Linked DNA regions of Homo sapiens: region 1 is linked to region 2. Evidence: chromatin contacts called from ENCODE Hi-C data. All regions are on one chromosome and are shown on one strand. The core of a region is the stretch at or near the end of the contact, and the rest is flanking DNA. Distances in the headings are between cores, read along the strand shown. Region 1 holds the start of UBE3A (ubiquitin protein ligase E3A). Region 2 holds the start of MKRN3 (makorin ring finger protein 3).

Region 1 (4,638 bases), core at 1,242-3,741, 1.9 Mb after region 2:
ACAGTAAATTTTTTTGGAGGGGAGAGGGAGGAGATTGAAATAGAAATGATCGAAATAGAAATTATCTAAAGTTTAAGAAATACAACTGATTAAATGTTACATGTCAAAGACACTGTAGGTACCCAATAAATCCTGTTAAATGGACTGCACAAGTGGGATGAGAACACGTTTTCCCCACACCTCTGACTAGTATGTACCTTTCTTAGGAAGTTATTTTTTCAGCCATGGGAAAAAAAAGGGCAGAATTTAGGACAGATAAAACATAAGTAGCTTATAAATCCTCTGAAAGGAAATCAAAACACAGTATTTTGTATCTCTGTATAAAGTTAAGCTCCTCAGGGACAGGGGCAATGTCCAGAGGATAGTGAGCATACTACTTAGCAAACTAATGCAGGTTAATAAATATTGACACAGTAAGACTAGCATAGTTTACATTCTAATTTTGTAAAGATTATAAGTTACCTCTTCATATTCTGTTCTTTTATTTCTCCTGTGTATATTATAAATACACAAAGATTGAAAATTATTTCTTGAAGCTATTTCCTTTTTTATTTTTTGGTCAACTGTATTAGTGTTTCTTAAAAGGGCTTCTGGTCATCCTTAGGGCTTATCAGTAGCATCATTAATAATGTATTCATTTCACTAAAAATGTGGTAAGTAGCTTGGATTTAAAAACAGGATCTAATTTCAAAGCTATTTCCACTATACACACCAAGTTACAACTTTCTTATCTCTCCTAAATTCTAAATTTTACATGATTTACCAAATCACTTCTTAAGTAAGAGTACTTATTGATCAGAAGTGTGAGACAAACACCTTATCCCACTTGTCCAATTTATTCAACAAGATTGATTGGGTACCTTTGTGTCTCTGACAGGTAACTTTCAACAGTTGTATTTCTTAAACTTTAGGTCGTCTCCCAAAAAAAACTGTAATAATTTGCTGCTTCTCTCAATATTGCAGGCAGTAAAATGATCCAAAATTACGGGTCATATCCACATTTCTTCATGATTGAGGTTAACTGTGCACTGTAAACCCCATATGCTATTAGTTTACATTTTCAACAGCACCCTCGCCACTTAATAATCTCAAACAGATTTTGGACTGTTACTAATTTAGCATATCCATAAAAAGTCATTTAAAAAATGTAGACGCTAAATTCTCTTTCAAGGTTGCCAAGCTTCACCAGTGTCTGTATTAAAATTATTTCTAAAATTTTACGGACTAAGGCATTTGGTACATTCAATTCTACCTTTACCAACAAAAGCCTTTACCACCAAGATGAGGAAAGCATCCTTTTCATTTTCTACACTGAAAAGGGGGGGGAAAAAAGGCCAACTGCTTGCATACAGGTCTGCATATAACACAGCAGTCTCTGGCAAAGCCAATAACTCACGTTCAACTTCAGAAATCCTGGTGGCCGGTAACACAGAGTAACCTGTGCGCACAACCCTTGGGCTTGACATACCACTTCATCCGCCCTCCCTTCCCATCAATCCACCCCCAAAACCCCAACCCACCAAGCACACGGCTAAATATGTCTTCCCCAAGAGAGCCAAAAACCTTGAAAACGCCGAGAAAGGGCTCCCCTTTGAAGGAAAGGGCCTGCCCTTCCCTGTCTGGGGCCCCGGCTGGCTCGAAGAGCCTGGCTCCTAGGAGGCCCAAATCTCGACGCCTCGCACGTCCCGCCCCGCCCCGGGCCCGCTCGCGTCCCCTCGGGCGACAAAACCCTCCCGCCGTCGCTCAGCCAGGACTGACAGTTACGGCTGCAGCAGCCGCGGCCACCAGGGGCCTACTTCTGGCACCAGCCCCTTCGGACCACGCGCCCCCAAACACTCGCCTCGGCGGCGGGGGGCGGGGAAGGGGGGTGTCGACCTCGCCACAGCGGGCCCCGAAGGCCGGCCGAGTGACGGAGGGGAGCCAGCGCCGCCTGGCGCAGGCCGCGGCAACACTGACCTGTCGTCGCCCCCGCGCCTGGGCTGCGGCGGCCGCCTCACTGGTCGTAGTCGCCCTCGCCCGCCGCCTCCGCCCGCCACCGCCTCGTTCTCTTTCGCTGCCGCCACCGCCGGGGCTCATGCGGGACCCGCGCTTCCTTATCCGGAAAACGAGGCCGGGAAAGGGAGCGCCGGGGCCGCCGAAATCCCGGCGTTCGTCGCCAGCCGCCGCTGCCTGTCCACACCGGGGGGCTGAGGGGCCCTCCTGCCAGGGGCTACAGGCCGCGAGCTATTCCGAGGAGGAGCCGAAGGAGGCGCCGCCGCCCGCAGCCGAGCGCGCCGGGTCGGCAGAGGTGAAGCGTAAGTAGGCGGCGGATGGCGGGCGCCCGCGCTGGCGGATGGCTACGCGGCGGAGGGGTGCGCGAGCGAGCGAAGCCTGGTGTGTCGGGTCCTGGCGAAGGGAAAAGGCCCCGTCGTCTCCTGTAGTCACCCCGAGCCCAGCGCCACCATCTTGGGAGACACACGGATCTCGCGGCCGCGGCGCAAGACGGGAGGACTGGCTGGGCGGGCCGAGTATCCCGGCAGGCAGCGCGCGCCGCCCGGCCGGGCGAGGGCTCCAGGCCGGGACGCGGGGACGTGGGGCGGGGCCAAGACGCGCGGGAGGGCGCCGCGCTCCGCCCCTCCTTCCTTCGCCGGCCCCGCCTCCCTCCCGCTTGCCGTCGCCGCCGGCGCACGGGCCATTGGGAAGAGGAGGTGGCCTGCGGCCCCTCGGAGTCCCACCAGGCTCGGTCGCCATCTTGCGACTGGACAGAAAGGGTAATCCCTCTTTTTAGTTTCTGCTGTCTGTGACCCGAAAGAATAAACCTGGGACTTCCGGAAGCCCTCTGGGCACCCCCCCCCCCAGGAGGGTTGCAGAGCCCCTTGGTGTACCCAGCAGAGGAACGCCTCAGACTTTGTTGGGAAACGAATGGCTCTGAAAGTTAGCTGAAGCCGCTGGAATAGCCCCCCAGCCCCGAGGCGGGGCAGGTGCCTGCCGTTATTGGCTTTTCGACCCCAACCCTTTTCTATCTGGAGCTGCCTTTGTAGATGTTGCAGGGGTGCCCCGAGAGTGCAGGCCAGATTTTAGAGGACCAAGGTCATCTACTTAGGCCTCTTGCCAACACAGGATGTGTCAACTAGTTTACCAGAGACGAAGGTAAAGTCCCGTCTCCTGCAGTTGTTGACGTTCAGTAGGTCGTCGGTTAAGAAAAGTGGCTCCCTGGTTGACCCCAGCTGGATAGAGGCTAATTTTGATCCATATGACAGCTGAACGTAGTTAAAGCCATTAAAATTAAATCCATTTAAAGTCATATTTGGTACCAGGGTCACCATTTTAAAAGGTGTGTGTGTGTATGTGTGTGTGTGTGTGTGTGTGTGTGTATAGCTTTACAACACTTGCTAGCAAAGCCAAAAGAGTATCACTAACAATTCATAGTGTTACAACTTGCAACTTTGTTGATAAGCCCTTGAAGTACTAGATGAGTACCCATGTCTAGTATTCAGATTTTTTATATCAACAGTCGTACATAGCAGTGTATCTTTTTTAAATTTATTTTTATTTTTAAACTTAGAAATGGTGTCTTGCTATGTTAGGCCCAGGCTGGTCTCGAGCTCCTGGCCTCAAGTGATCCTCCCACCTCGGCCTCCCAAAGTTTTGGGACTACAGGCATGAGCCACAGTGCTCGGCCAGCAGTGTAATTTTTAACTGTCAGTCTCGGAACATCTTTTTTGTATAGCCAAGTGTGTGGGTGTGTGTGTGTATCCGCCTCACAACTATAACCAACCATTGAAAAACCAACAATAAGCTAGAAGAATTTAAGTTATTCCAGGACAACTGATGATAATGATAGTATTAAGCCATATTCGATTTTAAGATGTTTTAACTCAGCTCTTTACTCACTTTTCATTTCCTCTCATTACACATCCACATTTGGAAACTATTTGCTGTTATATTTCATGGAAAGGACTAGTAAGAATTATAATCTTTAAAAAAATTTATCTTCGCAAGTTTTCAAAATAGGCAACAAAGAATGTAAATCTTTAAGGACTTTATTGTTGGACTAATTAAAGCATACCATTTCTACTATATCTAGCATATGGAGATACTTATAGGTATTCTTCCTTTTAAGTAGAAATTGACAATAAATTAAGTGTAATTTTATAATGGCCTGGTGTATCAAAGTGTGGCGGAAATCCCTGAGTTCCAAAAAGATTAAAGACCGAAGGGAAATAAGTCTGCTTTTAGCTAGATGTCAGAATGACTATTCATTGCTTTACTGAGATCAAGGAGGATCTTAATTCCTCCTGGAGAAATTACGTATATCCGTTTTAGTTCATTAATTTTAAATCTGTATTCTTATGTGTGACATTAGTATTAGAATTCTTTCAAGATTTCACTGTGCTTTTTGTTTTATCCATTTTCAAATTTAGAAATGTTTGCTCATCAAACTTACCAACATAAATACTTTCAGGAATCCTTAAGATACTAGCAGTGTTCCACTTCCCTATACACCTGTTTATATGAAAAATAAAAAAATTCTCCCATATCAGACCCATGTGTTTTTTTTTTTTTAGGTGTGTTTTTCCCAGAAAAACAACTTTGTATCTACTAAGTGAACAGTGATTTCTTCAGACTTTTCTAGTCCAAATGAGACCCAGTAGTTTC
Region 2 (5,059 bases), core at 1,567-4,066:
ATAAGACATGAACACCAGTGGCAGCCACACAGGTGGGCATTTGGAAGCAAACACTGCCTGGCACCAGCTGCATAGCCTTGGGCAGGTGAGGAAACATATGCTTCTCAGTTCCCTTGTGTTAGGAGATGAGATGGTCAAATATTGTATAGAACTTCACTCCAATGCAGTAACTACTAGCCTCATGTGGCTATTTAAATTTATAATTTAAAAAATGGACATTCATTTCCTCCGTCACTCTAGCCTCATTTCAAGTGCCCAAGAACCCCATGGGGCTAGCTTTCATACTGTACAGCATGCATATATATAAATTCTTCACAGAAAGTTCCTCTGGACAGTGCTGGTGCATCAAGAGAGGGTCAAATATGATTTAGATACAGTGCTGGGAAAATATCACAATTAAGCAAATAATAGATGCAGTGCTAGGAAAATATCACAATTAAGCCAGTAATAATTTTATATTCAGGATTCTTATGTTTGTGAATTTGTAGAGAGCTTGGCGTAGAAGCCTGAGAGCTGTGCTGCAAGTCTTTTTCTTGTAAAAATCACTGGGGCTGACAAACAAATCCTGATAAAGAGAAAGTTTGTTTCAGAAAGTTCAAGTGAGGCAGACTTTGGGACAGCTTGCATGCAAAATATAAAACTTGGTAACTATGAAAAGGAGAAAGATAAATCCAACATTTCCTACATTCACGATGAATAATCAGCACCATTTTCAAATAATTATCAAATTAGGAAAAGACTACCTTTTAAAAACATTGAGCCTTCTACTGACCGACTATAAAGACTATATATAAAGTATCCCACAATTTATTTAGGTCTTCTGAAGCTAAAATGTTTTTAATTTTATTGTATAACCTTAATTAGTTTAATTCCTAGGTTAGCTAACTTTTAATGTTGTTATGAATGTTATTAATTTTAAATGTTTACTTCAAATGTTATTGATGATAGAGAAATAAAAATGATTTTCATATATTGGACTCCTGTCCAGTGTCCTTGCTAAATGTACCTATTAAATCTAATAGCTTATCTGTAAATTATTCTCAATTTTCTGTTGCATTCCATCAATAATTTCTTTCCAGTTATAACATCTTTTATTTCTTTGCTATTACACTAGCTAGGACTTGCAATAATAAATACAGATTTTTTTTGCCTTTAGATTTATTTCAGAGAGAAAGTTTTAGAGACCTTTATTTAGATAATTATCTAAATTACAGATGTAATTTAACAGATCCATATTCACATGTATTTCTGCTCCTGTCATTTTTACTAATAGATGTTTCCACCAATATGACTATTTCATGTAACTTTTCAAGTTTTATCTCCTAACTTTGTTCCTGATATTCTCTAATGATTTTTAATGTCTGTTATTAATGTAGTGATAACATATTTGAAATTACTGATCTTGGGTATTAGAGCCTTCTTCATTTTTCCTTGATAAATTTCACCAGAAATTATCTGGCTTCAATAAGCAGTTTAAGGGATTTTACTTAATTTATTTCCCTTATTTAATATTTGTTTTTCTTCATTGCTTTTCTTGCCCTTATTATTTGCTTCATTCTGCTTTCATTGCTTTTACCTACTTAATTATAATTTAATTTGTTGACTTGGGTGATTATAAATATTCAGATATGTTTCCACTTTACAGATTTAGGCAACAAAATTTCCTCAAAGAAACTTATAGAAAAAAAATCCAATAATATATAAAATGATATATCATGACAGAAGGGCTTCTTATTAGAAACAAATTGGTTAGTTAAATATTTGAAACTCATAGCTGCAAATAATCACATTAAGAGAATAAAGGGAAAAACAAAATTGTCTCAAAAAATGTATAAAACTACATAACAGAATTCAGTATGCAGTCATGATACGTACTCTCAGCAAAGTAGGAATACAAAAAAATGATTAATCTACTACATTTATCTGCAAAAATGACAAAACGCTCATACATGGAAATTAAAGACCATTCCTTTGTGGATAATATGGCACAGGATATGTTATGAAAGGCTGTCCTGCCACAACACAGCACAGATGGGGTTGAAAGAAAGGAAGGGAAACAAAGGGCTGCCATGAATTAAACCAGTAGAGAAAATAAAAGCCTGGGTCATGCAGGGGACAGTGTCTTATTAGGCCAGCATCAGGACTGGTTGAAGTCTGGCGCTTCTAACACAGTGGGAAAATGAGCATAGTAATCACAATAAAGAAAGACATCTGAAAGGTGCTAACTTAGCCTCGGATCAGAAGTGCTCTCTGCTAATGCCTTGCTGGTGAAAAGCGTATCCAGTGTAAGCCCTCAGAAATCCCAGAAAACAAAGACCAAAAGAAACGGCGCCTTGTCAACCGAACGAATTGAAAAAAGCTTCCTGCCGCGATCGGGCATTAAAAGAAAAAAACCACAGACATAAGATGGAGTGAATAAAAAAAGAATTTATATAATTCATGGATGAAATGTTTCAGAATCTATAGGATTATATTTTTTTTAAGGCAGACAGATACGAAAATACAACGAAGCGTGCATGACCGAAACCAGAAGAGATTAAAGTAAAACCTCATTCTCCTGAGGAAATCGTGTGAGAAGGGACTTAGGGACTGCCGGAACACAGCGAAGCAGAGGCAGAAGGCAGACAAAAGGGGCTGGGTTGGTCCCCGCCTGTGTGAACGAAAAAATATGTCAGATTGGAAAATTGCGGTAAAAACCAGGCAGAGCACGTACGTTGCCCCCACAGGAAGTGTCCGCCATGCTGCCTGTGCCCGGAAGTAGGTAGGAACACACAGTCAGAGGGACCCAAAAGCAGGGGGGAAGGAAAAAGAGATGCACACTTCCCCCAGAGAAGCCTCCGAGCGCGGCCGCCATTCCGGGCCTCAAGCCCATAAAGAAAAAATACCGGAGAGGTTCTGGCACCATTTCGGGGTGCCAAAGCAGCCATGGAAGAGCCTGCAGCTCCCTCAGAAGCCCACGAGGCAGCCGGGGCCCAGGCAGGTGCTGAGGCAGCAAGGGAGGGTGTGTCTGGGCCGGACCTTCCCGTCTGTGAGCCCTCCGGGGAATCTGCTGCTCCAGATTCAGCCCTGCCACATGCGGCAAGGGGCTGGGCCCCCTTCCCTGTAGCTCCAGTCCCTGCCCACCTCCGCAGAGGAGGCCTGAGGCCTGCCCCAGCCTCAGGAGGAGGAGCCTGGCCCAGTCCGTTGCCAAGCCGAAGCAGCGGCATTTGGACAAAGCAGATCATCTGCAGGTATTATATACATGGGCAGTGCAAGGAGGGGGAGAACTGTCGCTATTCGCACGACCTTTCTGGTCGGAAGATGGCCACTGAGGGTGGCGTTTCGCCGCCTGGGGCCTCTGCAGGTGGAGGCCCTAGCACGGCTGCGCACATCGAGCCCCCGACTCAGGAAGTGGCGGAAGCCCCCCCGGCTGCATCCTCCCTTTCCTTGCCTGTGATTGGCTCGGCTGCTGAAAGGGGTTTCTTTGAAGCCGAGAGAGACAATGCAGACCGTGGAGCTGCTGGAGGAGCAGGTGTAGAAAGCTGGGCGGATGCCATTGAGTTTGTTCCAGGGCAGCCCTACCGGGGCCGCTGGGTTGCATCTGCCCCCGAGGCTCCTCTACAGAGCTCAGAGACTGAGAGGAAGCAGATGGCTGTGGGCAGTGGGTTGCGGTTTTGCTATTATGCTTCCAGGGGAGTTTGCTTTCGTGGGGAGAGCTGTATGTACCTCCATGGAGACATATGCGACATGTGTGGGCTGCAGACCTTGCACCCCATGGATGCTGCCCAGAGGGAAGAACATATGAGGGCCTGCATTGAAGCACACGAGAAAGATATGGAACTCTCGTTTGCTGTGCAGCGTGGTATGGACAAGGTGTGTGGCATCTGCATGGAGGTTGTCTATGAGAAGGCCAACCCCAATGACCGCCGCTTTGGCATTCTTTCCAATTGCAACCATTCCTTCTGTATTAGGTGTATCCGCAGGTGGAGAAGTGCCAGACAGTTTGAGAACAGGATCGTCAAGTCTTGCCCACAGTGCAGGGTCACCTCTGAATTGGTCATTCCCAGTGAGTTCTGGGTGGAGGAGGAGGAAGAGAAGCAGAAACTTATTCAGCAATACAAGGAGGCAATGAGCAACAAGGCCTGCAGGTATTTTGCGGAAGGCAGGGGTAACTGCCCATTTGGAGACACATGCTTTTACAAGCATGAATACCCTGAGGGCTGGGGAGATGAGCCTCCTGGGCCAGGTGGTGGGTCATTCAGCGCATACTGGCATCAACTTGTGGAGCCTGTGCGAATGGGAGAGGGCAACATGCTCTATAAAAGCATTAAGAAGGAGCTTGTCGTGCTTCGGCTGGCCAGTCTGTTGTTTAAGCGGTTTCTTTCACTGAGAGATGAGTTACCCTTCTCTGAGGACCAGTGGGACTTGCTTCATTATGAGCTGGAAGAATATTTCAATTTGATTCTGTAGCATCGTGCTGTGGCATGTGGTCTAGTCTGCTGAGGTTCTGTCGTCTGCTATTGCCTGTTTTCCCTGTGTTGACACTCTTACTGCTTTCAGGGGCTGTTGAGGCAGTGCTTCTGTTTTCTTGTCTATTCTGCATATCTTTCCCCCTAGGATTATGGTGATTATCTGTGTTAAAAAATAAGTCCTTAAAGTTACTGTTTTGGTGAAATTAATATTAATGTCAGCTTATGGCTTTTTTTTGTCATCTCTGTTGTCAACAGGATTAACTCAGTTCTAGTGTAGTGTTTACTGAATTTCCACACTTATTTTGAAGACCCTCAAGAGTAAATGTGGCAGAGTGAAAGGAGAAGTTTTAATTGAACTAGTAGCTTTGTGCTATAATAGCCTTAACAAATGGACCCTTGCAGGGCTTTGCAGCTGCTCATCTGTTTGTTTACAGTTTGTTCTTTCCCTCCTTCCCCTTCAAGTGCACTTGTTAAACTGTGATGAACTTGTGATTTTGTGTTTTACTTGACCAAAACCAAGTGTATATGTTTACATGTTTTTATCCTGTTTAGCTTGACATGAAATAATTTATATTTGGAAATATATATTTAAGAATTATATATATAAA

What was found. Hi-C counts contacts between places; a loop is a spot of excess contacts on that map. Pooled maps may share reads with other maps.
Region 1: a map of naive thymus-derived CD4-positive, alpha-beta T cell shows a loop between it and region 2 (32-fold over the local background). The contact joins the promoter of UBE3A here to the promoter of MKRN3 in region 2. A Hi-C loop is called at or near these places in 1 of 168 maps with a recorded cell type or tissue (naive thymus-derived CD4-positive, alpha-beta T cell), 2 of 37 single-sample maps with no recorded cell type and 6 of 50 pooled maps.

Annotation. Positions count from the first base shown.
Region 1 is chr15:25,436,533-25,441,170 of GRCh38, forward strand. UBE3A (ubiquitin protein ligase E3A) reads right to left here and starts at 2,492. Exons shown (of 13, transcript NM_130839.5): 1 at 1,957-2,492. RefSeq lists enhancers at 1,608-2,553, 2,554-3,499 and silencers at 1,637-2,056, 2,417-2,756.
Region 2 is chr15:23,562,858-23,567,916 of GRCh38, forward strand. MKRN3 (makorin ring finger protein 3) reads left to right here and starts at 2,817. Exons shown (of 1, transcript NM_005664.4): 1 at 2,817-5,059. The coding sequence starts at 2,926. The coding sequence ends at 4,449.